3 separate regions of the Mus musculus genome follow, and regions 1 and 3 are each linked to region 2. The links are chromatin loops, found by intact Hi-C in ENCODE. Cell type or tissue: gastrocnemius. All regions are shown on one strand. Each heading gives the region's core, and the rest is flanking DNA. Links, peaks and the distances in the headings are about the cores only. Region 1 holds the start of n-TYgta9 (a tRNA gene). Region 2 overlaps Gm46907 (a long non-coding RNA gene). Region 3 has its middle 30 kb from the start of Tcf23.

The links. Hi-C counts contacts between places; a loop is a spot of excess contacts. Peaks named below come from ENCODE experiments on the same cell type or tissue, not always from the same donor. Only the 100,000 strongest peaks of a DNase experiment are listed, where the experiment ranks them.
Region 1: a loop joins it to region 2, with 8 times the contacts of the local background. A loop is called at or near these places in 7 of 42 quality-filtered maps.
Region 3: a loop joins it to region 2, with 7 times the contacts of the local background. A loop is called at or near these places in 32 of 42 quality-filtered maps.

The regions. Positions count from the first base shown.
Region 1 is chr5:30,878,246-30,888,603 of GRCm38, reverse strand. Gm35795 (a long non-coding RNA gene) reads left to right here. Exons shown (of 2, transcript XR_376844.2): 2 at 610-2,439. It overlaps n-TYgta9 (a tRNA gene), which reads right to left and starts at 521; the gene lies at 433-521. It overlaps n-TAagc15 (a tRNA gene), which reads right to left and starts at 89; the gene lies at 17-89. In gastrocnemius, for the core only: no CTCF peak of the experiment used is centred there; no DNase peak of the experiment used is centred there.
Region 2 is chr5:30,802,084-30,812,441 of GRCm38, reverse strand. The region is part of intron 1 of Gm46907 (a long non-coding RNA gene); the gene reads left to right. Among named protein-coding and RNA genes, the nearest start is that of Gm46907, 7.5 kb to the left of the region's middle. In gastrocnemius, for the core only: no CTCF peak of the experiment used is centred there; a DNase peak (open chromatin) is centred at 6,147.
Region 3 is chr5:30,993,808-31,004,165 of GRCm38, reverse strand. No RefSeq gene overlaps it. Among named protein-coding and RNA genes, the nearest start is that of Tcf23, 30 kb to the right of the region's middle. In gastrocnemius, for the core only: a CTCF peak has its summit at 5,615 (motif pointing right); a DNase peak (open chromatin) is centred at 7,848; H3K27ac peaks cover 256 bases.

The DNA.
Region 1 (10,358 bases), core at 2,666-7,665, 77 kb before region 2:
GGTGTGTAAAAGGAAGTGGAGGATGCGGGCATCGATCCCGCTACCTCTCGCATGCTAAGCGAGCGCTCTACCATTTGAGCTAATCCCCCAGCTGTAGTGCTGTACCTTCCTGTAACCTTTACAAGGTTTCCTGAGACTCAGTTTTCTAATGTAGTTCACAATATAAAGTAGGATGGAGCCCTCAGCAAGATTTTGAAACAGAGCCATGTAATACATACATAAGCAATAAGGACTTTTCTTGAAGTACATGTCACTATAGCTTTAACACCTAATATGCGAACAAGGTACGTTGTACTTCGACTACTTAACTGCTATATGTACTCAAGGGGTTTTCAACGTAGCCAGGAAAATACACTGCCTATCCTCAAGTAAGCGTTTCCCCCACGGAGCAATTGACCTAGGGTGTAGGTAAACTAAAAGTAGTGCACGAAGTCCTTCGAGCCGGAATCGAACCAGCGACCTAAGGATTACCATATTGTACTGACTACAGTCCTCCGCTCTACCAACTGAGCTATCGAAGGCCCCGCTGCGTCGGGCTGCTGCAGTTTTCCCTCTAATGCTTACCAAGATTTTTTTTTTTTCCCTAATGTGTTTCTGCGTAAACTAAAGGATCCCGGGCCAGAAGAAAGGCGGGCTTGCAGGCTCGCACCCTGCGGCAGGAGCTCGCCGTGAGCCGGATTGAGGCTAAAGCTGGGGCGGCCTTCCTCTCGCTAAGCAGACATTAGTTTCGGTGTTTGGGACTACGAATGCTGCTTCTGCTCCAGGTTTCCTTTGGTTTTCGGCGTGATGAAAGTATATAAAGCATGTTGTTCTGATGATGCGAAAGACATTCGCTCCGTCAGCTGAAGTGTCGGGGTCCATTCACCGAGACCCAGGCCAGAAGGGAAGACCGAGCCACGGGAGCGAGGGACCCCTATGCCCTGGACGCTGGGATGCAGCGGCGGCCCGGACTCCTACTCTCCGAGCCCACTGGCTGGGTGCAGTCCCAGGTCCTGCCCTAGTCGCTTATAACCTCGCTTTTATGGTCGAGGTCTGGGAAAGGTTTCCGCCCCACCTGGGCTTCACTGCCAACCAAGTGTCTTCTCTGCCGTGATGGGTTGACCCCTTATCTGGCTCACGTATTTGTTGCTCTTCCTCACAGGGCCAGCCCTCTATTGGCTCACAGAAAGCTCACCCATTTTTTTAAACAAAGGAACAAACTCAACGCCCAGGTCCTCTGTGCAGTCTGCTCTGACTGGCGGAGTGGTTGGGTCCAGGAACCCTCCCCCAGTCGCAGTTCTGAAACACCCAGCTAGGTAGAGAGGTGGTTTGAAATCTTACTTAGATTTCATTCTGATGGGGGGGGCGGGGGGGAGCGTGTTGCTACCGTGACCAAAACTCATCTGCCTATAGTTCTCAAGGCATGCCCTTAGCATTTGAAGCAGTTCATATTTCTCTCTTTCTCCTCCTCTCCTTCTTTTCCTCATTACAACCCCCTACCCCACTATCTGTCTCTCCCTTGTTTTATTTTTGTGAAGCCTTTAAAATTTGAGGTTCATATAACATACTTATCCCTTTGTTTCTCAAGTCTACAGCACCAAGTATTCCCAAAGGGGTCTTCCACCTACACTGATCAGGGAAAGTCCAAGTGAGCGTTTTAGTGACCTGTAGTACAATCACAATGTTGTACAAATGTCACCTCTCTATTAGAGGGCTTGTTTGTTTTTAATGTTCAGGCTGGAGCCCGGGACCAATTTTTTCTCCAACTCGAAGAGATTCGCCTGTTTCTGCATCCAGAATTCTGAGATCAGAGCATGCACCAGCACATCCCATCAAAACTTTTAAGTCACTAGGAAGAACATTCATTGCCTTTCAAGTAATCGCTCCCAGCTTCGCTTTCCTTCTTTCTCTGGCAACTACTTGTTAACCGGCTTCCAGTCTCGTTCTCTTTCTTTTCTTTTCTTTCTTTTTTTTTTTTAGGAATGTATCTAGGAATTGGATTGTAACATAGCATATTTAATTCCTTAGGAATGGCCAAGCTACTTCCCAGCGGCAACATTTGTAAAAGGTTTTATTAGCATATATGAACTATAAATACTGGGTTTTATTAACGTTCTTATCCTTTGTTTTGTTTTGATCCCGTGAGTTCTTTGTTACACTCCTGATAAGTTTCCGTCTTCCCAAGCAGTCCCTGCCCTCCTCTCTCCTTTTTTTTTTTTTTTTTTGTATGTTAAAGCATGGGCTAGAGCTGAATGCAACACCAGAAGTGTGCATGGATTCTAATTTCTCCACAGCCTTGTCAATGTTTACTTTAATAAGTTGAACTCAGTTACTCAATATCACTTCCTGATGTCATCAAAGACATTTTGAAATTATTTTCCATCTTTTGATTTTGACACTATTTATCTTGTTATGGGAGAGTTTATATTTAAATTTTCAGTATAAATACTGTTACTGTTATTATTCTGGTTTTATTGTTGTTTTGAGACAAGGCTGCTCCTAACCCAAGTGCTAGGGACCACAGACCTGCACCACCACCCTTGCCTCTTCGTGTCTGTGTTTGTGATGGAATCTCCCTATTTAGACCTGGCTAGACTGGACCTCCATATGTAAACCAGTCTGACCTTTAAGCTTTGGAGATCTCATGTGCTCTGCCTGCCGCTGCTGGGGTTAAAGGTATGAGCCACCAAGGCCGGCATGCACATTCTTAGGACTCTTTGGCCATATTTCTGTTATCCTGACAGGTTTTAAGGAATGTACTTGTTTGGTCAAGAAGTATGAAACTTTTCTACCGTCTGCTAAAAGTTTCCAATTTATCTCCCATAATATACAGATTCTATCATAGCAAATCATTGATTTAAATAATAAAGAATTCCCAGTACTTGGGAGGCAAAGGTAGGTGGATTTCTGAGTTAGAGGCCAGCCTGGTCTACAGAGTGAGTTCCAGGACAGCCAGGGCTATACAGAGAAACTCTGTCTCGAAAAACCAAAACAACAACAACAACAACAAAACTATTAAAGAATCCTTCAGAGCCACTGTGATGGCTCAGCAGTGAAGGCACTCATGGCCAAGCCTGCCAGGCCAGAGTCTGATTCCCTGGGCCTGCTAGACTTGCAGAAGGAGAGAACCAACTCCTTCAAGCTGTCCTCTGACCTCTACAAGAACACACATGCACACCCATGCACACAGTACACTAAATAAATAAACGCAAAGAGAGAAAGACTTTTTATTAATGATGGGTGTCTTAGTTAGGGTTTTACTGCTGTGAACAGACACCATGACCAAGGCAACTCTTATAAAGACAACATTTAATTGGGGCTGCCTTACATGTTTAGAGGTTCAGTCCATTATCATCAAAGCAGGAACATGGCAGCATCCAGACAGGCCTGGTGCAGGAGGAGCTGAGAGTTCTACATCTTCATCTGAAGGCTGCTAGCAGAATACTCACTTCTAGGCAGCTAGGATGAGGGTCTTAAAGCCCACACCCACTGTGACACACCTACTCCAACAAGGCCACACCTTCTAATAGTGCCACTCCCTGGGCCTCGCATATACAAACCATCATATTCCACTCCCTGGCCCTCATAATGGGCAAAATATGTTGCATCTTACATTTTTTACTTTATTGGTGAAATGAATCTTTTTGCAAGTGTGCTGTTCACTTGCATAGTTTATGTACACACACAATTTTGTGTTCGGTGCTTTTTTGATTTAGAGTAGATTTAACACAAAAAATTGCATATTTCCTGCAAATATTTTTCTCCAGGTTTCTCTTTTCTTCTCTTTTCTCCTCTTTTCCTTTTTTCTTTTCTTTTCTTTTCTTTTCTTTTCTTTTCTTTTCTTTTCTTTTCTTTTCTTTCCTTGTAGTGGTGCTTTATCATATTGACACATCTGAAAATTCTGTGCACAAACATTTATCATCCATTCTTGCTTTGATATTTAGCATATCATTATTATGTAAATGAATATGCAAATAAAACTTGAGTGTTTGCATATCTTCTTTTTAACTTTGTCCTATTTTAGTTTATTTGAAATATGGTTAGTATGGGGTATAGTTTTTTTGTTTTGTTTGTTTGTTTGTTTGTTTTTTCCGAGACAGGGTTTCTCTGTGTAGCCCTGGCTGTCCTGGAACTCACTCTGTAGACCAGGCTGGCCACGAACTCAGAAATCTGCCTGCTTCTGCCTCCTGAGTGCTGGGATTAAAGGTGTGCACCACCATGCCCAGCAGGGTATAGATTTTAAAACAGAAGCACTTGGACTGTCATGAGGGCTCGGCAGGTAAGGGCTGCCAAGCTGACAGTCTGTCTGACACTGAGACCCATGCAGTGGAGGGAGAGAACCAACTTTCTCAGATTGTCCTCTCAGCTCTACATATACCACACACACAGATACTGACTCTGTAGCACATGAACTTACACATAAGCGCACGCACACACGCACCCGCGTGCGCACACACAAAGTAAATGTACTTTTTAAAGAGAAGCATATAAAGTAAAAGAATTTAAAAATAAGTACTAGGCGGATTTCTGAGTTTGAGGCCTGCCTGGTCTACAAAGTGAGTTCCAGGACAGCCAAGGGGCACAGAGAAACCCTGTCTTGAAAAAGCCATAAATAAATACTACAAATAATTATATAACAAAATTAGGTAATTTAAATACATCCTACCAATTCCTAGAAACACACAAATTACCTAGGTTGACTCAAAAACATATGAACAAAAAAGAAGAAGGGAGGTGGTGGCCCACCCTTTAATCCCAGCACTCAGGAGGCAGAAGCAGGCGGAGCTCTGAGAGGTGGAGGCCAGTCTCATCTACAAAGCAAGTTCCAGGACAGCCAGGGTGACATGTAGATACTTTGTCTTGAAAAACAAGCAAAAAACAAAAAAGCAGAAGAAGAAGAAGAAGAAGAAGAAGAAGAAGAAGAAGAAGAAGAAGAAGAAGGAGGAGGAGGATGAGGAGGAAGAGGAGGAGGAGGAGGAGGAGGAGGAAGAGGATGAGGAGGAGGAAGGAGGGAGAGGAGGAGGAAGGAGGGAGAGGAGGAGGAAGGAGGGAGAGGAGGAGGAGAAAGGAGGGGGGAGGAGCAGCAACAACAGCAGCAGAAGGAACTCTTATTTATTGTGGGAAAGTCAGTATCCTATGATCTGAATTCAAGCCCCAGGATCCCACAGTGGGAGAACCAACTCTCTCAGCTTGTTCTTACCCCATGCACACTCCATTACAATAATAAACTGAATACATTAAATAAATGGAAACACATGACAGTTGGTTTGGGAGGTTTAATATTGTTTAAATAGCAAGCCCTACTTAGAAAAAAATATAAATCAATGCAATTCCTACCAAAATTCCAATGACAGTTTTTTCCACAAGTGGAATCTACAAGCCTTAAATTCATAGTGAATTACCCGGGCCTCCAAAAGGCTACTGCAAATATGAAAGTGGGCGACAATGCTGAAAGGCTCATTCTTCCAATCATCAAAGCTCCGATAAAGTCAGCATAGTCTACTGCTTCATCAGAGCTCCTTAACAATGAGATTGGTTTGATATTTACAGTATAAAAACAGATTTGGCTTCAACGTTTAATTTTCTAAGATTTGCACAATACCCCTTTCTGCAAAGATTTTTGCAGGAGCTGAAGTTCTAAATGACTCAAGGATGGAAAAGTACCTACATGTCTGAAGTGCTGAGCTCGGTCACCATCACCATCACGATAATCTTGGTAGGGGCTGTAGCGATAGCTGAGTAGTTAGCACTTACTGCTCTTTCAGAGGCCAGAGACAGACCAGTCCCCAGCTCTCAAGCCTGGAGCTTCAGGAGCCTCAGTGGCCTCTTCTAGCCTCTGAGTACATGCATGGCGCACTAGTGCACACACACGTTCTCACACTCGCGTGCACACACATGCATGCATACACACGCACATGCACACACACTCGTGTACATAACATAGAAAAGAATTTTTAAAAAGCTGATCTGGGAAAATGCTACATATGTGTTAGCTATTGCTATAACCATTGTATATCCACTCCGGGAGGAATCCTTTATTGCTTTTTTCCTATATTATTCGAGAAAGACTGTTTCAGGTTTCCTAACAATGATTGTTTCTCAAAAGCCCCAAGTTCTGCCAGGCAGTGGTGGCACATGCCTTTAATCTCAGCACTTGGGAGAAACCCTGTCACACACCCCCCCCCCAAAAAAAAAAGCCCCTAGTGTTTGGTGAGTTCATGAACTCTAGTCACCGTCCTCCCTCCACTGAGGACACTCAAGGGAAAGGACTCCAGAGGACTCACACTTGGAGAGCACTGCTTGGCCTCCCAGCCATGCCCTGGTGGCTTTATTTGTGTTTAAACCCAGCTGTGCTCAAGTCAATCGCAAGGCAGATGACATCTTAGCATTATAAGAACAATCTTAGAGAACATTCTTGAATTCTTAGAACCCCTAGAGAATTACTGACCACATTTTTCAGTACTGGTACGGCAGAATGGTTATTTTTTCTTTTTTCTTTTTTCTTTTTTGAGACAGGGTCTTTGGGAAAGTGTCACAAGTAGATCAGGCAGAAGATGATCTTGTCAAGCCTCTTGTCTCCACCCCTCAGATGCTGGAGTTAGAAGTGTGGCTCACAGCTGGGTGTGGTGGCACACGCTTTTAATCCCAGCACTCAGGAGGCAGAGGCAGGCGGATTTCTGAGTTCGAGGCCAGCCTGGTCTACAAAGTGAGTTCCAGGACAGCCAGGGCTATACAGAGATACCCTGTCTCAAAAACAAACAAACAAACCAAAAGTGTGGCTCACATTATCATTATTGTTTTAGTTTTCTTTTTTTCAAGGCATTTCTCTCTGTAGCCCTGGCTGTCTTGAAACTCATTCTGTAGATCAGGCTGGCCTTGATCCCATGGATCCACCTGCCTCTACCTCTCAAGGGGTGGGATTAAAGGTCTGTCTTACTACCGCCCAGAGAGGCTCTTCATGGTTTTGGTTTGTCTGTTTTTGTTTTCTGAGACAGGGTTTCTCTGTGTAGCCCTGGCTGTCCTGGAACTCACTCTGTAAACCAGGCTGGCCTCGAATTTAGAAATCTGCCTGCCTCTGCCTCCCGAGTGCTGGGATTAAAGGCGTGCGCCACCACTTCCCAGCGCCCTTCATGTTTAGTAGTGTTGTTTTCCTGCCCATGCAGCCTCACTACTTGTTATATAAAAGCTTCTCTTCGGGAGGCCAGCGGGCCAATGATCCTGCTTTGGCTGTAGGGACTTCACTTACATAGATGGTCTATTAAGGAGCTGTGGAGAGATTTTTTTTTTTTTTTTTTGGTTTTTTTTTGAGACAGGGTTTCTCTGTGTAGCCCTGGCTGTCCTGAAACTCACTTTGTAGACCAGGCTGGCCTTGAACTCATCTGCCTCCCGAGTGCTGGGATTAAAGACGTGCGCCATCACACCCGTCGAATTTCTTTTTTAATGATTTATTTATTTTATATATGTGATGAGCACACTGTAGCTGTCTTCAGACACACCAGAAGAGGGCATCCGATCCCATTACAGATGGTTGTGAGCCACTAAGTGGTTGAACTCAGGACCTCTGGAAGTGGCAGTGCTCTTAACTGCTGAGCCCTCTCTCCAGTCCTGTGGGGAGAAATGTTAACTACCCACTGACTTCAGATACTGTGCACTACCATCACACTGGGGATGGTACTCACCTTGTCCTTTCTGCTGTCCTAATGCGTGCAGATAATGACACTTCCTCCATCTGCTCTTGATGAAGACAGTGGCCTGGCATCTAACCATGTGGAGACCACACACCACTTTCTTCTGTGGCTTCCATGTTAGTGCAGCCACATGAGTATCACATGTGGCTTTCCTGCTGGGATCTCAGGTTTCTAGGCCACTTTCAGCTCCTTACTGAGACAGTCCTTCATGGTAGCATTCGGTCCCTGTGTAATGTTCTATGATGGCAGGACCCACAGCAGTGGGCAGACAGAGCCAAACCACCAAGACACATGGCTATGATCCGGAAAATTTGGAGTATGTGTTTCAATAGGAACGTGGTAAATCTAACATTAATTAAAAGCTCATTAATTAAAATGAGCTTTGTCTTCCTTTCCAATTCCCTTCCCAGGTTGTCAGTTCTGTTGGCTGATGCTAAAAAGGTGAGTTAAGGATTTGAACCCTCCTTGGCTCTCTTTTGGAACAGAAAGCTTTCTCTGTGGTAGAGGAGATTCTAACTTAAAATATGTGCAATTACCAATACCGTGGCAGTGTGGGAAAGGCAAAAATCTGGAGATTATAAGCTCAATGACCTCCAGTGGCTCTGGGGGAAGTATAATGGGAGCCAGGGCACTGTCAGGTTAGTAAAATCTGCCTGGGAGTGGTAGTCACATGCCATTAGACATGGAAGATTTATTGTAATTGTGTGTCTGTACATGAGTGAAGGTGCCTATTGCCACCAAAGGCATCGGGCACTTGAGCTGGAGTTACAGATGGTTGTGACCCGTCCAGTGTGAGTGCTGGGAACTGAACATGGGTGCTCTTGACCTCTGAGCTATCTCCCTTGGGTACACAATAGTCATTTCATGTAAGATACTAACTATGGAAGTGTGTGTCCAAGCTACAGGCCTTGGGTGGTGGCTGAGTGAGGATTAGATCACCACATGTGTGTTCTGCACTGGTAAAAACACCAGTGGTGGTGAAGCATGCAAGCCAGTGTGTGTGTGTGTGTGTGTATGTGTGTTGGTGGTGAGGACATGAATCCGAAACTGCTGTAAAATTGCACTTGATCAGAAAAAATTTTACTCATGTGCTAACACTAATAGTATATAGATTTTTGGGGGGGCGGGGGGGCTTGAGTATAGGGTTACTTGGGCTGGAAAGATGACTCAGCAGATGAGAGCACTGACTGCTTTTCCAGAGGTTGGGCTCTGATGCCCTCTTCTGGTGTGTCTGAAGACAGCCACAGTATACTCACATATATAAAATAAATAAATGAGAGAGAGAGAGAGAGAGAGAGAGAGAGAGAGAGAGAGAGAGAGAGAAGAGAGGGAAGGGAGGGAAGAGGGAAGGAGGTTCTCTATGTAGCTCTACGTAGCCCTGGCTGTCCTGGAACTTACTTTGTAGATGAGGGGGGCCTCACACTCCGAGACCATCTGCCTTTGTCTCCTGAGTGCTGAGATTAGAGGAGTGCACCACCACCACACAGGCTGGCTCTGCACATTAGTTTTTTTAAGGGGCAAAATACACGATACTTAAACCCTTTCAGTAAAAGAGTGGCTAAGTATTCACATATCTCATATCTCTTAGACGGCAATAAAGTGCTCAGAAGCTACCCAACCATATAGACACCCATGTGAAGGACAACTGGGATGTTTTAGAACGGACAAAATGCCCATCACTGTGGAAAGCAAGCCACACTAGGTCGGTGGCGATTTGAGAATGAACTGACAAATGCTGCAGGTATGAGCCCAGCCATATTTTCTGTCCTTTATCTGTCATGCAGCCACACCAGGTTACCCTTACCTAAAAGTCAAGCAGAGGAAAGGTAGAAATTTGACACATAATAGAACAGCACAACTGTTTAACAATGTTCCGTGACTTCCAGGTCCGAGTCAGAACTCGTAATAATGAGACAATCCCCTGCCCTTCAGTTTCCTGGCAGGTTCCCCATTGAGCTGCAGCGGCATGAGGTGTGGCTGAGGTGGTGAGGGTGAGGTCAGGCCCTTTCCCTCCCAGTCAGTTGTCACTGGTGAAGGAGTCAGCACTAGAATACAGTCTGGGCTTCACACTGGTTTCATTTACTAGCTCATCTTGGACTCGGATTTGTCGACAGCTCTGTAAAAACGAACCGTCTGGATGTCTGGCTTTGCTTTAATGGAGAGCAGGTGGTACTCATGTAAACAGGAAAAGTGCTGCACCATTCCCATCTGGGGCAAAACAACTGAACAAGAGCGCTCCTTTCCCCAATAGGCTTAGAGCCAAGTAAAGTTGGTGTTAGTGTCCTCATGATGCACCATGGAGAAGCCAACTGATCTAAGTTGAAAAAAAATGTTGCACTAAGGATTTTTTTTTTTTTTCCGAGACAGGGTTTCTCTGTATAGCCCTGGCTGTCCTGGAACTCACTTTGTAGACCAGGCTGGCCTCGAACTCAGAAATCCGCCTGCCTCTGCCTCCCGAGTGCTGGGATTAAAGGCGTGCGCCACCATACCCAGCGCATTAAGGATTTTAATGCCAGAAAATATGAACCCAAATTAAATCACTGCAGAATAGAAGCTAGCAAAACACATAGCTAAAGTTGCTGGATTTAAAACAACAAAAAAATCAAGCTAGCGTTCTGCCAGCCTTGTCACGTGCTGTGGCTGCTCCAGGCTGGCCTCTCCAATATATGAAGTAGGGTGAACTGTTTGTGG
Region 2 (10,358 bases), core at 3,316-8,315:
CCAAAGAACCCTTAAGTTTCTACTTCACAGAGCCTACCTCTTGATCTTAATGGCAAGGTTCTCGTCATCTATCTAACCAAGACTGGCATTTTCTAGCTCCTGAGACCTCTCTCACAAATGTTTCCACTGAGGTGTATGTTCATCCTGAGTGAGGACACCCTCCATCCCCTCCTTGACTCTGCCCACCGTCTGCATGAGCATAAGCTTATTCTGATTGCATCCCTTTGGTGAACCACGCTGGATTCTTCTAGACACACTGACATACCAGAGATGCTGTCTTTTCCTTGAGTGACTAAAAGTCAGCCTTTCTCCTCAAAGTCTTCCTGTCTGGTTCCTATAAACTCCACCCCAGGACTACCCAAGGACCAGTGATGTCAGAGCACCCGAATTGGGTCCATTTTCTCAGGTAAAAGAGGAGATGGATTAGAGAGTAAGGAAAACAAACAAACAAACCCAGCATGTGGTGAACCAGTTTTCTCTCCTAAGTCTAAAGCAACTTTCAGGAAAAAGTTTGACAAATGTTGCCCAAGAAAAAGTGTGAGGAAGGCAGATACCTGTTTATATTTGGTCCTGGCCTCAGAGCTGAGAAACAGGAATGGTTCCTGGCTGCACCTTCAAGGTATCTGGATGCAGTGAAAACTGGGATGGGGTTTCACACTCGGCTTCCTTCTCTTCTCCTTTGTGAAGCTCTAGCTCAGTTCTGTGCTTGCAGGTGTAGACAAAGCCTGAGTAATGGTGACATGAAAGACTGCGATTCTTGAATCCCCATCTCTCCTTGAGACTGAGGCGAGGAGGACATCCTAAAAAGCGCTCTTCTTACCCTGCTTCCCGTTCTCTCTGTGGTAACCTCTTAAGTTTTTAAAATGCTTCTACATAATGGATCACTGTAGTTCTATGGTATAAACAATCATTTCGTTATCTGAATTTCTGTGGGCTAGGAGGTTCGGGTGAGCTCATTTGGATGGTTTTGGTGTCACTGAAGTCAAATGATGGCTGGGGCTTAAATACCAAGGACTTTCTGGGCAACTTCCTATCATCATGGTATCAGAGTGAGTTTTGGTTTTCCTGCCATCTGTTGGTTTCAGGGAAATCGGTTTTTTTACACAGTAGGGGAAGGTTTTAGGGAGTAGATGCTCCAATGCAGACAAAAGCAAAATCCCTCTTATAACCTAGCTTCAAAATCCTATACTTGAGCCATGTCTTATTGGAAAACACACACACACACACACACACACACACACACACACAAAACACACAGCCTAGGCATAGGCATAGTTCCTGTGTCTCAACAGGAGAAAGGTCAAAATTCTATAGCACAAGTATGGGACTCTTTTATATGTGAGTGTGCCTGTGAGTATACGCGTATGTGTGCATGTGTGCATGTGTAAACATGTGCGTGGAAGCCTGGGGTCAGTATCAGTTGTCTTCCTTAATTGTTTCTTTCCTTCTTCCTTTGTTTTTTTTCCTTCTCTCTCTCTCTTTCTCATTTATTTGAGACAAGAGTCTCACTGTGTAGCTCTGACTAGCCTGGCGTTCACTATGTAGATCAGGCTGACTTCATGTATAGAGAGCTCCTGCCTGTGCTCGCACGTAGTGGGATGACAGATCTGAGCTGCCACATCCTTTTTTGGGGGGGCAGGGCAGGATCTCTTACTGAGACAGTGGAGCTCGATGATTGGCTAAACGAATTTTCCAATGAACTTCAGGGAACCACCTGTCTCCACTGCCCCCAGCACTGGAATAACAGGCTCGTTCCACCATGCCCTGGAGATCAAACCTAATTCCCATGCTGTGTCTCAGGTCCTTTGTCCCCGAAACTTCTCCCCAGGGCGATAAATACACGTGGCTGGGAACTGTTGGTGAGGCTAATAATTTGGGAAATATAAATATAATTCTCCATACTTTGACACCTGCTCTCAAAATACACTCATCTCCTCCCTCAAGACCCTTATGTCTCATTCCATCAGCCCAGTGTCAGATCTCATCGTTTGAATCAGGTCCCTGTGTATGTATAGAACCTCTGGTTCTGTATCTGGGGACAACTCCATCCATTAGTCTGTGCAGTCAAGAACCTCATCATCTACTACAGTCAACATACAGTAGTAGCCCAGACATGGGATCACTGATATAGACGTCTCATTTCAAAGAGGAGGGAAAGTGAAGGTCTACACAGGAATTGGGCAGAGTGTCTGAGACCCAGCTATGTACTGCCATGGCCTGACTTAGAGTTCAGCATAACTCCACTTACTGATATAAATGAAAATATAGATCTTTTTCCAATAAATAATTCTTTCCTAAGATTTCGAATGTGTGTTCTTGAGAGAGAGAGACAGACAGAGAGACCGACAGAGATAGAGACAGAGAGACAGAGAAAGAGACAGAGACAGACACAGACACAGACACAGACACAGACACAGAGAGAGAAGAACTTTGAGTGTTCAAAGACAGGGTATTTCTCTGACCTAGATCTTGACAAGCTAGTTCAGCTGGCTCCCAGTGAAGAACGGGGATCGATCCACTTCCTTTTGCCTCTTCAGCACTGGGGTAATACACGTGAGCCACCACATCTGTTGTTTCTGTTTTTAAACTGGTGTTCTGGGTATGGAATCAGGTCTTTGTACTTCCTAGGCAAGTGCTTTAGGGACTGAACTCTCCTGAGCCCAGATAATGTATCTTGATGTTCAATATGTGACAGTATTTATCTACTTGTTTATTTTGAAATAAGGTTATCGGTAGCCTGATCAAACTATGTAGCTGGAGGTGGCCTTGAACTCTTGATGCTCCTGCCTCTGACTCCCTGGTGCTGGGTTTCAGGTGGATGCCACACCCAGCTCCCTCCTTGTAAAGGATGCACCTTCCTTTGTTCACATCATGCTATACTTATTCATTCATGCTTGCATGAGCATTCTGCTCATACCCACCTTCTAGCCACTGTGCTATGTGCTACTGTGAACTCAGGCCCACAAATGTCTCTCTGAGACCTGGTTTTACATTTTTTGGGGGCATATACTCAGAAGTGGAATTGTTTGAATGTAGGGTAGTTCTGTTTTATCTTTTCAGAGGAAACATTTCTTATCTCCTGTTTTTTTGTTTTGTTTTGTTTTTTGATAGTTGTGGGGATGTTCATTGTGAACTGTCTCTGCCTTCAAGTCTGAGACTATTTTATATGCTTTCAGCCACTTGTACATCTTTTTTGAGAGGGCTGGGTGAGGGGCAGTCTCTCAGAATCCCTTTTCCCATCTTTTATGTGTGTGCATCTATGTGCCTCCACCCATGATGGTTCTCCCACTTCTTAGACCTTCAAGGCAGTTCTGTCATCAAGGCTCAGTGTCCTTAAGGGAAGTAAATTCTCCTCCCTCCCCACCCACCCACACCCAGTCTATCTTGAATTTTTTCCTGTTGTTCAGTAGTAAGAGTGTTTTCTGCTAACCAACCTTTTATCAGATACATAAATTGGAAAGAATTCCTCTTACTCTGGGTTTTCTTATCACTCTCTAGAGATGCTGTTTTTGTATTTTGTTGAGGTAGTTAGCTAAGCTGTTGCACTCCCAGCCTCGAACAAGAGCCCTCTGGATTCCTGAATGAAACACACACGCAGGAGTGCGCTCACACACTCACACACACACACACACACACACACACACACACACACACACACACACACAAGCGTACCTATGATAGTTAATTTTGATATGCCTTGACTAACTCAAAGGCTGGGCAGTTCTAAACATCTACCTGGCTAGCCTACGTTTCACTCCAGTATCTCTGGCTCAACACCTTCTAAATCTGTTTTATCTTTGCTGCCCTGTTACCTTCTAGGCAGCCCCTCCAATGAGGCCACTTTCCCATTCCACTTACATTTTGGATGAATTTTCTTCCTCAGCTCTAAATCTGGTCAGTTTCCCTCTGAGACATGGCCATTTCCCCTCCTTTCTCCCAGTTTCTAGCCCTCGAAAATCTTCAGCGCTTGGACATGCAGACTCCTGATTTTGGGGGCTGGAATATCAAAGCATTAGACCATCAGTTTTTGATGCACAAGTTTTCAAAACAATGTTCACGAAATGAAGTTTGTTCACATTTTTGTTTGTTGCCTGATAGTTGACACTCTGCCATGACACTTAGACATTTTCCATTCATTGTACCTTGTCCCATGGATGTGACCTCGAACACTGGATGTTCCCCAGGGTTCCCACCTCCACCACTCATCTGACGAACCCCATTCATCTTGTAAAATGGAAACCTTGTCCTTCCCCAACAGTAACTCCCCTGGTTCTAGACTACATTCTGCCCGTTCTCCTCTCCACACTGTTCCCTGAATGGCCTCGTCTTTCCTGGTAATTTCTGAATCTATGTGCCTCCACCCACGATGGTTCTCCCACTTCTTAGACCTTCAAGGCAGTTCTGTCATCAAGGCTCAGTGTCCTTAAGGGAAGTAAATTCTCCCTCCCTCCCCACCCACCCACACCCAGTCTACCTTCCTACTGTAGTTATGGTGTAACTCTTCTCCCCCAACGCCCAGGGTGCTTTTCTATTAAAATCAGTTCTATTCTGAAATGTCAGTCACATGTTTGTGTCCATCTGATCTCTCTCACCATGATCATCTCTGACCCAGAATATTGAATTGTCTCACACCTGCCTGCCTTGTCAGACTCTCCATTTCTGATCCACCCCAGCATCACTGCCTTAGGGCTCTTTCTACAGGGTGAAGCCTGTCACATGACACCAGGCTTTAAATCCTCATGGCTTTTCTCCACAAAGTGGCTTATGAGAAAGTTATATAATTACATAGGGTGGAAGAGCTATAGAATGGATACATTTTCCAGGTTTTTGTTTTGTTTAGGGAGTAAGAACAACAATATCTTTTGCTTATTTGTTTGTTCGTTTCAAGACAGGTGTGTAAAAAAACCTGGAACTCTCTGTGCAGGACCAGGCTGTCCTTGAACTCAGAGCTGTGCCTGACTCTGCTTCCTGAGTGCTGGGATTAAAGGCATGTGCCACCACTGCTAATGATATCTTTTACACTGAAATGACTGGACATGTGAAGTAGATATAAAACCATGTGATTTTGAAAGTAAGACTTGTCTTAGTTAGGATTTCCATTGCTGTAAAGAGACACCATGACCAAGACAATTCTTATCAAGGACAATATTTAAAAGGGGCTGGCTTACAGGTTTAGAGGTTCAGTCCAGTATCATCATAGTAGAAAGGATGGCAGTGTCCAGGCAGGCAGGGCACTGGAGGAGCTGAGAGTTCTACATCTTGTACTGAAGGCAAACAGGAGAGCATTGTCTTTCAGGCAGGCAGGAGGAGGGTCTCAGAGCCTAACCCCACAGTGCCCACTTCCTCCAGCAAGGCCACACCTGCTAATATTGCCACACCTTGGGCCAAGCAGACAGTGCTCCTTGGGCATCTGTAAGTGTGGTAGAAGTTTCCATTCATATCAGAGGCCCAGAAGTGTTAATAGTTCACCTAAGCAAACCCACATGGCTAGTGAACATCAGAAGTAGGTTCTGTCTGGGAGGTGATGCTGCAAAGAAGTGGGTTCTGAACTACAGCCTGCGTCCAATCCACACCCCCTCTGTCCCATGCGTGCCGTGCCTTCTGACTGCCACCATTTGTCAAGGTGTCTTTTCCTCAACTCACTTCTAGATATAGGCACTGTCCTTGGCTCACTTTTGGACTAGCTAATGCAGGTCTAGGACGTGATATATGGGCAATTATTAAATGGATGGTGGAAGGATCAGTAAGCCTGCCAGACATAAACTGCTACATGAATATATAACATCTTTATTGAATGCGGATTTCTGGTCCTTCTTTTCTTTTTAGCATAGTATACCACAAACACTTTTTTTGACATAGTTATTTATATGTGAAGTTTAAATTTAAGTGGCTGTCCTGTTTTATTTATTTGAAGATTAGTGTGAAAGACTCAACTCTCATAAGAGAGTTCCAGTTATGAGAAAAATGACTGTGGTCCCTCATCCATGTGCTGGTTGCTTGCTTTAAGCCATTCTGGGGTTCAGGGCCAAGCATAGAAACATGTTGTTTTTCCTTGAGTCTTACCTGGTCACTTCATGGTGGCCTGTGTGTGGCTTAGGCCAATGTAGTCACTGATGAGTTTACGTCGCCATCTGGTGGTCATTCTGGGTAGTGCTATGAATGGAGTCCACCCTACTCAACCTGGAAAAGCCCTGGTAGACCAGGAGGGTCTGGCTAAGGATGGACAGGGATGGCGCAAGGGAAGACACACCTTTCTGGCAGCTGCTGCTGTAGCTAAGGATGAAGGCATGCCAAAGGAGGTTAACTTGGAGTGCTTTCCTCTCCCAGAATCCTCTGCTTCTCCAGTCGATCTTTCCATTCTCCAAGGCATGAAGATTCTCCTCGACTCTCATTTCTCCCTTTTTGATATTATGTGTGTGTGTGTGTGTGTGTGTGTGTGTGTGTGTGTGTGTGTGTAATGTGTGTGCTTTCGATATCATATGTATGGATCCAATACTTAATCAAAGCTCTAAAAATGTACCTTGATGCTTTTTTTTTTTTTCTAAAAATTTGTAGCTCTAGCTCTTAGATTTACATTTTTGACCCATTTTGGATGCGTTTTCCAGATTGTGAGGCAAATTCCAATTCCAATTTGTTTTGCATGTGGATATCTATGTGTCTAAACACAATTTGTTGAGAATACTGGTTTTAACTTTTTCTCCACTGAATTATCTTGAAATTGCTATTGTTAGGGTCAGAGTCTGGGCCTTTGCAGCTCTAACAAGCAAGGCTGGGCCACCATCCTGCACAGGCAAATAATAGTAACAGACAGAAAAAGATTCATACTGCATGTCCCTTGGGAGAACCGGTAAGGAGGGTCAATGGTATGCCCAAGCCCATGGTCTGAGTACTGACATGAGGTTAAGTAGAGAGCAAGAGGTGTGCTTCACTGCACATTTCTGGACAAGATGTGGCTCTGGCCCTCACTGACCCAATGCTGACTGCTGCCGTTGGCTCTCAGTCTGTCCTGAGTCAATGCCAGCATAGTGCAGACTCCTTCCAGAAGACAAGTCCCCCTCTGGGTGATGTAAAGGTCTCCAGCTTTAACTTCCCCAGCATGAGACTGGTCAGGGAAACATATGCTCCTTAGAGGCCATTGTTTTAGCAGACTGCTAGCTGCAGGGGACTGCATGTGCGTGTACGTGTGTGTGTGTGTGTGTGTGTGTGTGTGTGTGTGCTCCCTTATCTTCATGCCTGCCATGTGTTTTCGGGGTTTGGATAAGGTCTGAGTGTGTTTCCCAAAGTCTGTTGAGTTGGTTGGAGGGGTGGGTGTGGAGGGATATTTGAGAGGGAGGCCTACTGAGAGGTGTTGAGCTGTCTGGGGCTCCGTCTTCATGACTAGATTCATGATGGTTTCACCAGCTCCTTAAGGTTTTCCTGACTTTACTCTTCTGAGTCCTCTGTTGTTCCACATGAATTTTAAAGCCAGCTCTCCACCTTTACAGCTGGAATTCTGCTGCGGGTTATGCAGAATCTATGGCTCCATTTGAGGGACTATGGCCACCTTAATGATATGAAGTCATCTGATTCATGACCATGGAATTCTCTTTCATTTATTTAGGTTTTTTAAACATTTCCAACAGTTCCATGTGTTTCAGAGCACAATTGTACCTGTATCAATAAACACTTTATAGTTTATAAGTTTAAAAATATTTACTTTACCTGTATGTGTGCACAACTGTATGTGCATATCTGTAGGCAACCATTGTAGGGTGTCATATTCCCTCAACCTGCTGTCCCATGTGGTTTCAAGCTGCCCCACTGGGGCTGGGGACTGAATCTGGGTCCTCTCTGAGAGAAGCCAGTGCCACTGGGTCATCTTTCCAGCCCTCACCTTCTTCTTTTTGATGCTACTCTGACTGGAATTGCTTTCTTAATTTCACTTTTGAATTGGACAAGTCTCATTCTACACCAGAAGGAAAGGACCTTGCATGCACCCTTCACACAGATATGTGCTTCTACGCTGTATGTAAGGTCCCGTGTGTGCACACATTGCTGAAAAAGTTCTCCCTCCATGGTAGACAGTCTTGCACATAACAGACAAGAAGATGTGTGTATTATATCTTAAAAACTTACTGTTGAGAGACAGAGACAAGACAAAGTGTATGCCTTGTGTGAGTCCATGAATTAGTGTTCAACTCAAGACAATGCTCATTTTTCGGGGACATAGTTATTATCCATGGGGTGGGGGCACTGATACGACAGGAGAGTCACAGAGCTGATTTCCCAGGCCCTGGCAGTGTTCTGTCTCCAGCTGTACATTGGTTTAGTACAGATTTATCAAGTTGTGAACTTAGATCTGGCAGGTTGTTTGTATAACTTACACGCAGACATTTGAGAGAACGATGTCATGGAAACAGGTTAAGACTGGACTACATCATTGAATACCTGACCCATCAGATGTAGTGTGTCAACAACCATTCCCAGACTCTTTCTGAATTTCCTTTTAGCCACAATGCCCACTTCCTTTTGCAAGTACCCTTCCTTGAGTTTTAAAATGGTCCGTTTCTCCACCCACCACAAGATATTTCCTGGAGAGGGGCTTAGTTTACACCCAGGTATAACAGAAAGGCTATATATTTGATAATTAAAGAATTGAAGTGTAACAGTGATTAGGCTTCTACTTGCTGTGGCCCCTCTGTCTGCATTTTGAACTTCAGTCAGATCTACAAGTGGCCATCTGTTTCCTGGAGCATTTCACAGTGGCCAAGCAGGACCTGGTACAACACAGTTCCTGATCTCGGTGGCATTGGATTGACAGGTGAAGCCATGGGAAGCACGTGGTAAGACTCCTTGGGGTCCTGCCTTTGACTGATCCTGGGATGCTGAGGTCCAACCCTGTGCGTGATGTTTTGCATCCTGAATGTCTTGCCACACAGAATTGCATCATAAACTTAGCTCTGCCTCCCTCCTTAAAACTTCCTTATACAATTTTCTAAAGCAACGATCCCATTCCATCTTTAAGCTTCACACAGATTTATCAAGCTGTGTTCTCAGATATCTCCACATCTCATCGCTGTTGACATTTTGTGTGGAAGAATTCCTTGTTGCAGTGGCTCCCCCGAATGCATCCCGAGTAGATGGCTTGGCAGGGTCCTGGAACTCTATCCAATAGATTCAAGTAGTGCTAGTCTGCTACGTTGTGACAGCCAAAAGAATGTCCAAAGATTTCCTACTCTTGTCTCCTAGAGGACAAAACTGCCCCTGGCTGAGAGCCACTGGGCTCCATGAACAACTTCAGACCTCCAGTCTAGAAGGGAGCCCCACTTTGCTCACTTAGGTTAAACCATTAATCCCCAAAGTATTGGCTTTGATTATAGATTGGAATTGGGATACCAGTTTTCCTAAACACGATGACAGATGAAAGCAGTATCTGAGAAACAGAATGGAAGGCAGCATTCTTTTATGCCCCCGCTACCAATTCCCAGGAGTTTCGCAACCACAGTGCAGACAGCAGGGAGAAATCACAGAGCAATCTGCAGAAAGCCACTCCTTGGGCCACGTCGCAGATAGTTTACTCTGGAGACCTGGCTGTTGATCAACAGCAGCCCCCACATGGCAACAGACTAAGATGACTAGAGCGGGCCTCAAGTTCCTCTTAGGAGCCACCAGGAATTCTGATGATCACTGCCATGGCATTAAGGCAGCATTACTGAAGTGTCGTCCTTGGGACTCAAAACACTCAAAACCCGGTCAATCCTTTCCCAGTAGTTTCAGTTCCCCAGTCATGAAGGTGTCAAAGCCTTTCCCAAAAGTCTGTTTGTGATGTTGACTCCTCAGTGCCTGGAAATATGGCAATCTGGTGCTGCGGGGGTGGGGAGCACTCCAGGGCCCCCAATCTGCAACACTCAAACCAGTTTGCAATGAAGAATTCCAGCAACACGGAGGCACTGGTTAGAAGATGTCACCAAAGCACACAGAGCTGTTGGGAACTTTTCAGTTGGGTGAGCTTAGATTTCCGGGGAGTTGCCCCCAGAGGGCCTTGGAGAGCTTGAGTTCCTATAACCATGTTGTTTGTCCATTCAGAAATTACATAAGGAAATCACATCTAAAACAAACGGTTTCCTTTTAATAAAAAAAAAAAGTGAAAAAAAATCGCATATCAAGGAAATTTCCAATGCATTCATGTGACTTAGCAGGAAACAGTGCTCATCCAGGAAACAGATCTCACTGTAAAGCAGACACTGAGAAGAGCGAGGTGGCTTTACAGCGAACTTTTACGGCGTGGTAAGCTCAATATGTAGCTTGCTGGCAATGTTTTGTAATAGCTTCCATTGTCAGGTGGAGTGGTGCATGCCTTTAATCCCTGTGAGGTCGAG
Region 3 (10,358 bases), core at 3,427-8,426, 190 kb before region 2:
GTACCTTTGGCTTTGCATGGCTGGCCTTTTCCTCTAGGCCCTGTAGCCCGTGCCAGCCAGGATATCAAGGAGGGCTTCTGTCTCTTGGAAATGACTCCTACTGTTGGCCCACAAAGGAGGAGCTCACCTTCATAGTGAATCATACTGAATTTGGGTGGTCTCCAGATGAGTCCAACCCACCAAGTCAGTCATCTGGGGTGGGGGTGGGGGGGTTCAGGCCGTGCATGAGTTGAGAAAAAGACCAGGGTTTCTTTCTATGTATTTGGAGGTTGAATTTGCTCCAGATGTTCAGGGGGGGAGTTGGTGGGGAGCCTGGACAAATATGGAGCTATCTCAGGGCTTCTCTGTGTAACCCTGACTGTCTTGGAACTCACTTTGTGAGGCTGGCCTCTAACTCACAGAGATCTACCTGTCCCTGCCTCCCAATGCTGGATTAAAGCCATGCGCGACAACTACTTGTAACTCCAGCTCTTGGGGATCCAACTCCTCTGGCCTCTGAGGGTAACTGCACTCATGTGCACAGAACTCCACATAATTAAAAATATCTTTAAAAATCTTTAAAAATAGAGCTGAGTGTTGGTTGCACACACCTTTGATCCCAGCACTCTGGAGGCAGAGACAGGCAGAGCTCTGAGAGTTCAAGGCCAGCCTGGTCTATCGAGTGAGTTCTAGGGCAGCCAGGGCTATGTAGTGAGACCCTGTAGGAAGGAAAGGAGGAAGGGAGGGGGAGGGATGGAGAGAGAGAGAGAGAGAGAGAGAGAGAGAGAGAGAGAGAGAGAGAGAGAGAGATGCTCATTTCAACTGGGGCAATAATGTTGGCCTCTTGTGTTTCCTGGAGAATTCTTACTGTGAAAATCCCCAGAGTGTCACACGTGACCCTTGGGAAGGTGAAGTCTCTGGATCAGGCCCCTTAGGTCCCATGAAGTTTACTCTGATTTTACCTCCCTCGAGTCACACCAAGTTCTGATCAGTAAGGGGAGCAAGTCAGGCTATATTCACAAGAAGGTGTGATGAATGGTTACAAACTGGTTTAATTTGTTTAAAGAACTCTTTTAAAGTTGTAAGTGGTTTGTTAATGGCCCCTTTTATTTTGGTTTAGAGAAGAGAGACGTGAGACAGGCCCAGAGAGGGAAGATAAGATGCAGAGAGAATCCCACTGCAGGTTAGAGACACCCACGAGAGACTGGATGAAGGGAAATTCAGTCTAATCAGGAGAAAGTTCGGAAGTCTCCCTGGAGCCAACTTTCAGTAATTAACTCTACGTCCGTCAGCCTCTAGGGAGGGGAAGGGGGAGCCCGCAGACAATGTGGGACAGCATTCTTTGAGAAAACAGTCTTGCTCTTTGAAGCATAAGCATTAGAATTAAAAGCATTCCAATGGTACCTTGTTCTCAGAGAAGAGAAAGAGCAAAGTTCCTAGCCTAAATTTCACATTGCTAAGCATGGTTGAGGGCTGTCCCCCATTCCAGAGCAGAGCAGAAGCCTGGATAGTCTCCCTCATTTCGGGGTTGAGTTTGGTTATGTTCAATCAGTAAGAAGAATCCTAAATTTGCAATGAGCACCCCCAAATTTTTTAACGAATTATCTATAAATTTTATGTATATGAGCACACTTCAGACACACCAGAAGAGGGCATCAGATCCCATTACAGATGGTTGTGAGCCACCATGTGGTTGCTGGGAATTGAACTCAGGACCTCTGAGTCAGTGCTTTTAACCACTGGGTCATCTCTCCAGCCCACACCCCAAAATGTTACCATCTACTGGTCTTAGGTTAGGATAGTTAGCTCTGTTGATGAAGTAATTAAAAGCCAGGTGGTGGCTCACCCTTTAATTCAGACACTAGGGAGACAGAGGCAGGGAGATCTCTGGGAGTTGGACTAACAAGTGAGACTATCTAAAAATTAAAATTAAAAAAATTAAGGTCTAGAATTTACGATGCTGTACAAAGTTTGTAAAATCTATTCTTTTTTAATTTTTTTTAAAGCAAAGAAGTAATGAACCACAAAGTCAGAAAGATAATGACATCTACATTGGAGAGAGCAACTGTTGAGTTTTAAAGGGAAGGGGTTTAAATTACCTTCCAGTTCTTATCTAGGTGAGGGCATTCTAGAGGCTAAACATTGCCAACTACAGTTGCTCTTCACTTTGTAGTACTAAGGATTGGATTGAACTCACATACTAGGCACGGGCTCTACCACTGAAGTGTATCCTAAGTTCTTTTAAATCATTGTTTACATTGAGATAGGGTCTTGAAAATTCTACCAGGCTGGTCTCCTCTCTCAATTTCTTTCTTTTGAAAAATTTAAAGGTTTTAATTTTATTTGTCTTTTATGTATATGGGTATTTTGCCCGCACGTATGTCTGTGTACTGTGTGTGCAGTACCTGTGGAGGTCAGAAGAGGGCGATGGTTTCCCTGGGGTTGTAATTATAGTCAGTTGTGAGCCACCAGCCTTGCTCAGTTGTTTGAATAGCTGGGTTACAGCCTTCTCCATCAGGCCCAGCTAAAGTACACTTCATACATCCTCGGCATACTTCACCACACAGTACTGTGAATCTACTAACAACATGATGATACACATACAGATCTCATTTCAATACTTTATTAAGAAAAAAAGCTGGCGGGGCTGGTGAGATGGCTCAGCGGTTAAGAGCACTGACTGCTCTTCCAGAGGTCCTGAGTTCAAATCCCAGCAACCACATGGTGGTTCACAACCACCCATAGTGAGATCTGAAGACAGCTACAGTATACTTATGTATAATAAATAAAATCTTTAAAAAAAAAAAAGAAAAAAGAAAAAAAGCTGACTCTGCATGTTGAGACTTGTAATCCTATCTAGTTGGAAGGCTGAGCTGGGAGGATAACAAATTCAAAGTCTGTCTGGGCTTCAGAGTGAGTTCAGTGCCAGCCTGGGCAAATGAACTAGACTGTATCTCAAAAATAAAAACAGCTGTGTCACGTGTCACGTGTCACATGTCTGTAGGTCTATCATCACAGTGGTGGAGGCAAGAGGAACAGAAGTCAGGGTCACTCTTGGCTACATAAGGAGGTTAAGGCCAGCCTGGGCTACAGCATATTTGTAATCCCAGTATTTCAGAAGCTGAGGCAGGAGGATTGTTAAAAGTTAGAGGTCAGGCTGATCTACATAGTAGGTACCAGGTCAGCCAGACTGCCTCAAAACATGAAAACAGAGATGGGGGTGTAGTTCAGATGCTACAGTGGTTGCAATGAATTTAATCCCCAGAACAACAGTCAAACAAACAAAAAGTATGAATTAAAATGTAAAAGTGCTGAGGCTGTAACTCGATGATCTAAAAGTTTCTTCCCTGCTGGCTGGCTTTCATAGTGTGAGAAGGCACTGTGCATGCAGGCTATGGAGGGAGAAAAGTCACTGATATTACCACACGGTGAGTGCTGGGTGCTAAAGCCTGACTCCCCAGGCAGGTTGTGCCCCTGACAGTGACAGGACTGCTACAGTGGCCATCAACTGCTTTCTGCTTGGAGTGAGGCCTCCTTCATGGGAGAGATTCACAGTTGGTTCTGTAAACCTAGAGAAAGCCTGTAGCTCAGGTGGTCGCAGGCCCTAGAGGGAAGCTACCCGTGTTGTTTTGTTAAATGGAGATGCAGCCAAACAGCCTTCTAAATATCATTCCACCCACAGCACAGAGCTGCTCTCAGCCTTGGCCCAAGGAGCTTCTTTTCAAAGCCAGTGTTGAGTGCTTAGCCCTAATGGAACCTCTGAACCCCCTAGGAAAATAATGCCTGCCCTCTAACGTAGCAGTCAGTCACAGCTACTCTACTCTTAAAAATTCCTGAACAGTGACACACTCCCAACCACAGTAAACAACATTCCAGGACTCAAATAACTCATTTTCCTAGATTCCTGCCATGGCCCCATGCAAACCCCTTACTCACCGCTCGCCATTCTTTGACCGATCTAGGTCAAAAAGGAATTTTACTTACACGGTTCTGTGTGTGCCTAAGTGAGCTCCCTGGAACTGGCATTCTAGGTCGATGTGAGCTACCTGGTGTCGGGGCTGGAAACGGTGCCCAGGTCCTCTGGAAGATCAGGAAGCTGTCCTATCCACCATAAGTGACCCTGATTCTTACAGAGACCCTCAGCTTCCACCAACCCAGAAGCTAAGATCTCACCATATAGCATCTTGGGCTATAGAAAGCTTCCCCAATCTCTCTGTGCCTGCCTCTCTGATGTACCCACAAATGTGTTTTAAACTTGCCTTGATTTGGGACTTTCTTTATTCTGTAAAACTATGAAACTGTTTCCACATCAGAACACAGAATTTGTGGTAACCTAAATGTGTGTTACTGAACTGTGGTCACTCGAAATAGCTCCAGAATACACGGTTGTGTTCATTTAAGATTTTTTGAGTTATGTTTTTTGTGTAGCAAGTGTGTACCAACACATATAGCTTCTTCAGGGAAAATTCTCAATTTTTTTATTTTCAGAATTTTTCTTTGTTCTAGCTTTTTTTTTGGGGGGGAGGTGGTTTGAGACACAGTTTCTCTATATAGCTCAGGCTGGCCTTGAACTCAGAAATCCACCTGCCTCTGCCTCCCAAGTGCTGGGATTAAAGGCGTGCGCCACCACGCCCAGCTCTAGCTTTTTTTTTTTTTTTTTTTTTTTTTTTTTTTTTTTTTTGAGACAGAGTCTCACTATGTAGCCCTGGTTGACCTGAAACTCACGACTTCAGCCAGACTGGTCTTGAATCCACAGTGATCTGCCTGCCTCTGCCTATTGAATGAAAAATGAGATTAAAGCCAAGTGTCACTTGAACACAATGGGGGGACGGAGGTGCAAGAGGATTTAATCCTAGGACTCAGGAGTCAAGGCAAGCAGATCTCTGAGAGTTTAAGGCGAGCCAGGGTTACATAGTGAGATCTGGTTCAAAAAAACTAAAACAACAGAGAATGTATGCATTACCACACTTGGTAAAAAAAAATTTGGTGAAGGTTGAGGAACTGTTATTGAAAAAACTATTTTTTAAAGATTTTATTATGTTATTTATACAAACATACATACACTGTCTTCAGACACACTGCTAAGCCATCTCTCTACCCCTCCCCAAAATATTTTTAGCCATGTGGTGGTGGTACATGCCTTTAATCCTAGTGCTCAGAGGCAGAGACAGGTGGAAATCTGTGATTTCCAGGCCAGTCTGGTCTACACAGCTAGTTCCAGGACAGCCAGGGCTACACAGTGAGACCCTGTCTCAATTGCATGGTCCTGAATAATGATCGAACAGAAATCATCCCTCCCCCAACACACACAAATATACACAAGAAAGAACTAGAAACTGCTTTTCCTGGGTGACCCAGAACCAAGCACAAGTGACTTTCCATCTCATCTCCCTGTGAACTTTGCTCTTGAGTTTCTCACAGTCCCTAAGAGCCCTTGCTCTGTCTGGATTGTTCGCAAGGGTCTCCAATATAAAAATATGGACGGGACTAGCCTTTGACCTCCTTTGTGCTGTAGCTGAGAACCTCCAAGAGACAAGCAGGTTCAGATGCAAAACATGTGTTTAACTTGAATTATTGTTATAAGATTTATTTTAATTTACCCGTATTTGTCTGTGTGAGTGTGTGCAGGTACCAACATAGGCCAGAAGAGGGAGCTGTACCCCCGGGGTTGGAGTTACAGGTGGTTGTCACCATGTGACAGCTGAACTCCTGTCCTCTGAAGTAGAAGCAGGAGACTGGAGCTTGCTTGTTCTGGTGTTCTGGGCTCTCCCACTGTTTTCTCTGAAGACCTCCCCCTTTGCTATAGCTGCTCTGAGACCGCCATTGCTGGTCCTTACTCAAAAGGCCTCGCTTTCTCTCTTCTCCAGCTCACTCCTCCCAGCAGCTGCTGTAACCTCTAGCCCAGAGTGCTGGGGATGGAACTCAGGTTCTCTGCAAGGGCGAGAAGTGCTCCATAGTCTCTGAGCTGTCTCTCCATCCCCAGGGCCCTAGCATTTTACCATGTGGATTTACACACAGTGGCACAGAAGTACATGCAAGGAGAATCATCAGACGTTTCCCCTCCTACAAAAATATATTGGAGTCGGGCGTGGTGACACACGCCTTTAATCTCAGCACTCAGGAGGCAGAGGCAGGAGGATTTCTGAGTTCAAGGCCAGCCTGGTCTACAAAGTGACAGAGAAACCCTGTCTCGGAAAAAAAAAAATTATATATATATATATATGCCTATCTCAGACAGGGTTCTTGTTTGCAAGCAGCAGGTGTAAGTGGTTGGACAGTTTAAAACTGTTTATTATAAAGATAATTCTTGGGAGGACAGGAGAGCAGGTTCAGTGCTGACCCCCATAACTAAAGCCATAAACCACATTCAGAAATAGCACAAAGAATAAAACATCTAGAACATTGCCATCATAAACACAGACACCAGGAACTTGGCTGCAATTCTTCTTCTTCTTCTTCTCCTTCTCCTCCTCCTCCTCCTCCTTCTTCTTCTCCTTCTCCTCCTCCTCCTCCTTCTTTCCTTCTCCTCGTCCTCCTCGTCCTCCTTCTTCTTTCCTGGTTTTTCGAGACAGGGTTTCTCTGTGTAGCCCTGGCTGTCCTGGAACTCACTGTGTAGACCAGTCTGGCCTCAAACTCAGAAATCCACCTGCCTCTGCCTCCCGAGTGCTGGGATTAAAGGCGTGCGCCATCACTACACAGCTGGATGCAACTGTTAATGGTGCCAGTCCCTGTGACTGTGCAGGATGTCCTCACTTAAGCCCTGTGGCATCTATACCAAAAATGTGGAAGCCCTTCGTGGAGCCTCCTTCCTCTGGGTTCTACTTCTGTTTCAGAGAAGGATTCTGGGTGCAGCTGGGCAGTGGAAGTATCCATAGCCAAGTGTGCTAATAGTGCATGCCTTTAATCCCAGCACCTGGAGGCAGAAGCAGGTGGCTCTTCATGAGTTCAAGGCCAGCCTGATCTGCAGAGTAAAACATCTGAAGTGTTCAGAAAGAACTGGCCAGCCAAAAAACATGGCTTATATTGAAAGAAAGATGAAATTTCAAGACCTGTAAGTCATATAAAGTACACAGAAATTGCTGGTTGTTTGTGAGCCTAGAGGCTGCCTGGGGCTGAGAATAAAGAAAAACAAACCTGGGTATGCCCTGTTGTTAAAACATTCCTGGGAACATCTTGACCATAAGATAAAGGGGACTGTGAAGACATAGCAGGGCTATCTGAACTGAGTCAACAACTCACAGAACTCTGACACCCTGCACGTACATGTAATTTTTCTGCTGATGTTTGAATAAGCCAATAGTGTGTCGCTATGCTGAATTCCACACCCCTAAGCCCCTCACCCCATAAAAACCCCTAGCTTCCGAGCCTCATGGCCGACATCCGTTATCTCCTGTGTGGGATGCATGTCGGTCCGGAGCTACGTCATTAAACGTCCTCATGTAATTACATCAAGATGGTCCTTCGTGATTTTTTTTGGGTGCCCACAGAATTGGGAATTGAGTGGGGGTTTCCCTACTAGGTTCTATCAATATCCTCTAGACTGCCAATAAGAATTGGCTAATAAGCTTTTTTAAAAATTATTTTTATTTATTTGTTTCTGGGTTTTATGTGTTCTTTTTGTTTTTGTTTTTGTTTTGTTGTGTTGTGTTTTGTTTGAGATAGGGCTTCTCTGTGTACTCCTAGCTGTCCTAGTACTCACTCTGTAGACCAGGCTAGTTTTGAACTCACAGAGATGTGCTTTCCAAGTGCTGTCAATAAAGGTCATACGTGTCAGTTATGTATATCAAATGTATGCAGGAGCCCATGGAGGCCAGAAGAGGGCTTCAGTTCTCCTGGTTCCAGAAGGTTGGAAGTCACCCAAGGTGGGTGTAGGGAGCCAAATCCAAGTCCCCTGGAAGAGTGAAAGCTCTTAGTCTCCAGCCCTGGCGTATAAGCTGTGGTACATCCATTCAGTAGAACACTGTGTATCCCAGGCCAGGGACACAGGAGACTTTTCAGCTGGAAAGAACAATTGCCACGAAGCCAGAGAACCTGTGTTCAGTTCCTGGAATCTGCTTATGGAAGAAGAGAACCAACTTCCACAAGTTGTCCTCTGATCTCTGGCATGTGTACCCACAAACATATGCAAACACACTATATAGATACATAAATGTTTTCTAAAAGGAATACTGTGCATCATATTCATATACCCATCTCTGCTCACTCACCCCCTCAGAAAATGGAATTCTAGGGCTAAGAATATAACTAACTTTTCTAGTACATATCAGGCCTGGATTTCATCTCCAGCACTTAAAAACAAAACAAAAGCAACAGTAACAACAACAAAAAGCTTTTTAAAAGAATCTGTGTATATGTATATGCTTTTCCAAGGCCTACAAATCTCTGCAGGCATACACAAGACACTGATAACCTGAGAGGGGAGGGGAGAGGGAAACTGTGGTTGGACTGTAATGTGTGAGAGAAGAATAGGAAAACAAACTGATAACTTGTGGCTGCTTCAGAGAAGGAAAGAAGGAAGAGAGATGGAGTTGTTGATCAGAATTCTACACCTGCACACGTAACTGTGACAAACAGGTTAAAGTAAAAACACTCAACAAACATCAAAACTGTTTTATGAAACACTCTACACTGTGATCAAAAATGGAAAAACAGACACCATAAAAGGTAATGCTACCTCAGGGTCACTAACCCCATCTTCTAGGCTAAAGGTCCCTCTTTGTACACCCACAATTGTTACACAGAGTCCACTCATCCCTTAATGTTGGCCTGCCTGCCTAGCACTTCCTGGTATAGTCAGTTCAGTGCTCTAAAGCTGTCGATGACCTTGAAGACACAGAGAACGGCTAACAAAAATAGCTAACCCATCTGAGGAAGCAAATCTCTCTCGTTCTCACGCCCTCACAGTCTGGAGAGTTGCTGTCATTCCTAAAGGGTGAGGAGTTGAGAAAGACCCACACAACAGCCACCCAACAGCCACAGGCTGGAAGACCTCACAATGAAAGTGCCGTGCCCATGGCTAAGGGAAGGTTCGTTGGCTGAGTTCAGAGCCTGTTCACCACAGCCATTTAACACCTGCTGACCTAGCTCCTGGTTCCTGTCAGCAGAATCGCTTAGGATGTTGCCAGCAATCATGGACAGACCAGGCAACGGAAAGTGGTTCTCGCAGTGAGGAAATATTATGTCACAGAACATTATGTCTCTGTTGGGGAGAGACCCTCAGAACCGCTGAACTGTGACAGACAGACAGACACCTGGCTTACTCTGACTTTATCTGGATTTTCCCTCCTAGTGACAAGATGACCCCTGCAGTGCCTAAGACCATGAGGTCACTGAAGGCAGGAGGCCTCCCTGTTCTCACTTGTCCTCTTCCATTCTGACTTTAAGCTGGAGAAAAGTCTTTCCTAGAGGCCCCCCAGTGCATCTGCTAGCTAGATTTGTGTTACATGCCCACACCTCAGGTCCATCCCTGAAGAGGCCTGAGGACTCTCATTTTTGACCAGCTCATAGTTCATTCTTAGTGCCCGAGAAAGAGGGCGCCCTCCTCTCCCCTCCCCTCCTGTCCCTTTCCACACTCTCTTCTCCTCCCCTACCCTTCTGTTCCTTTCTCCCCTCCTCTTCTCCCCCTGTCTGACAAGGTTTTGCTATGTATCTGAGGCTGGTGTTGAACTCTTGATCATCCTGGCTCTGTCTACTGAGTGCTAGGATTACAGGTGTGCACCATTATGCCCAGCTCACCTATTTCTTGTTTATCCGAAAGTCAGTTTTAACTGGATACTCTGCATGTTTTCCCTCCTTGCTGGATTGGGATCAAACCCTAGGCTTTGTTCATTCTAAGCAAGCCCTCCACAACTGAGCTATACCCCCACCCCCTGTATCCTATATTTTAATTGCTAGATGTGGCAACCCCACTGGGAGACATGCCCAGCCTTTCTGAAAGTGTTGTCAGCCCACACTTGACAACCAGAGTTCTGCTGGCAAGGAGTTTGTGGAGCCAAATAGCAATCAATGTGGTCGACCTCACTGCCTCACAAGACTGCCTAAATCATCAGTCAAGAAAGCTTTGGCTGGCATGGCCGGATGGCTCAGTGGGTCACAGATCTGCCCACCAGGACTGACAACCTGTGTTTGATGCCCAGGACCCACAGGTAGAAGAAGAGAATGAAGTCCTCCAAGTTGTCCTCTGACCTCCACACATGTGTTATGGTGTGTGCACATGCACCCAAATACACACATGTACACACAGAGCAAATGAACAAATGTAATTTTGAAAAGGGAAAGCTCTGGCCTTCAGAGCCCAGACTTTTTATAAGTGTTGAGGTGATGGGGGTGGAGAGGGAATGGGGGTGAGAGACTTATAGACAGCTAGGTATTGAGAGATC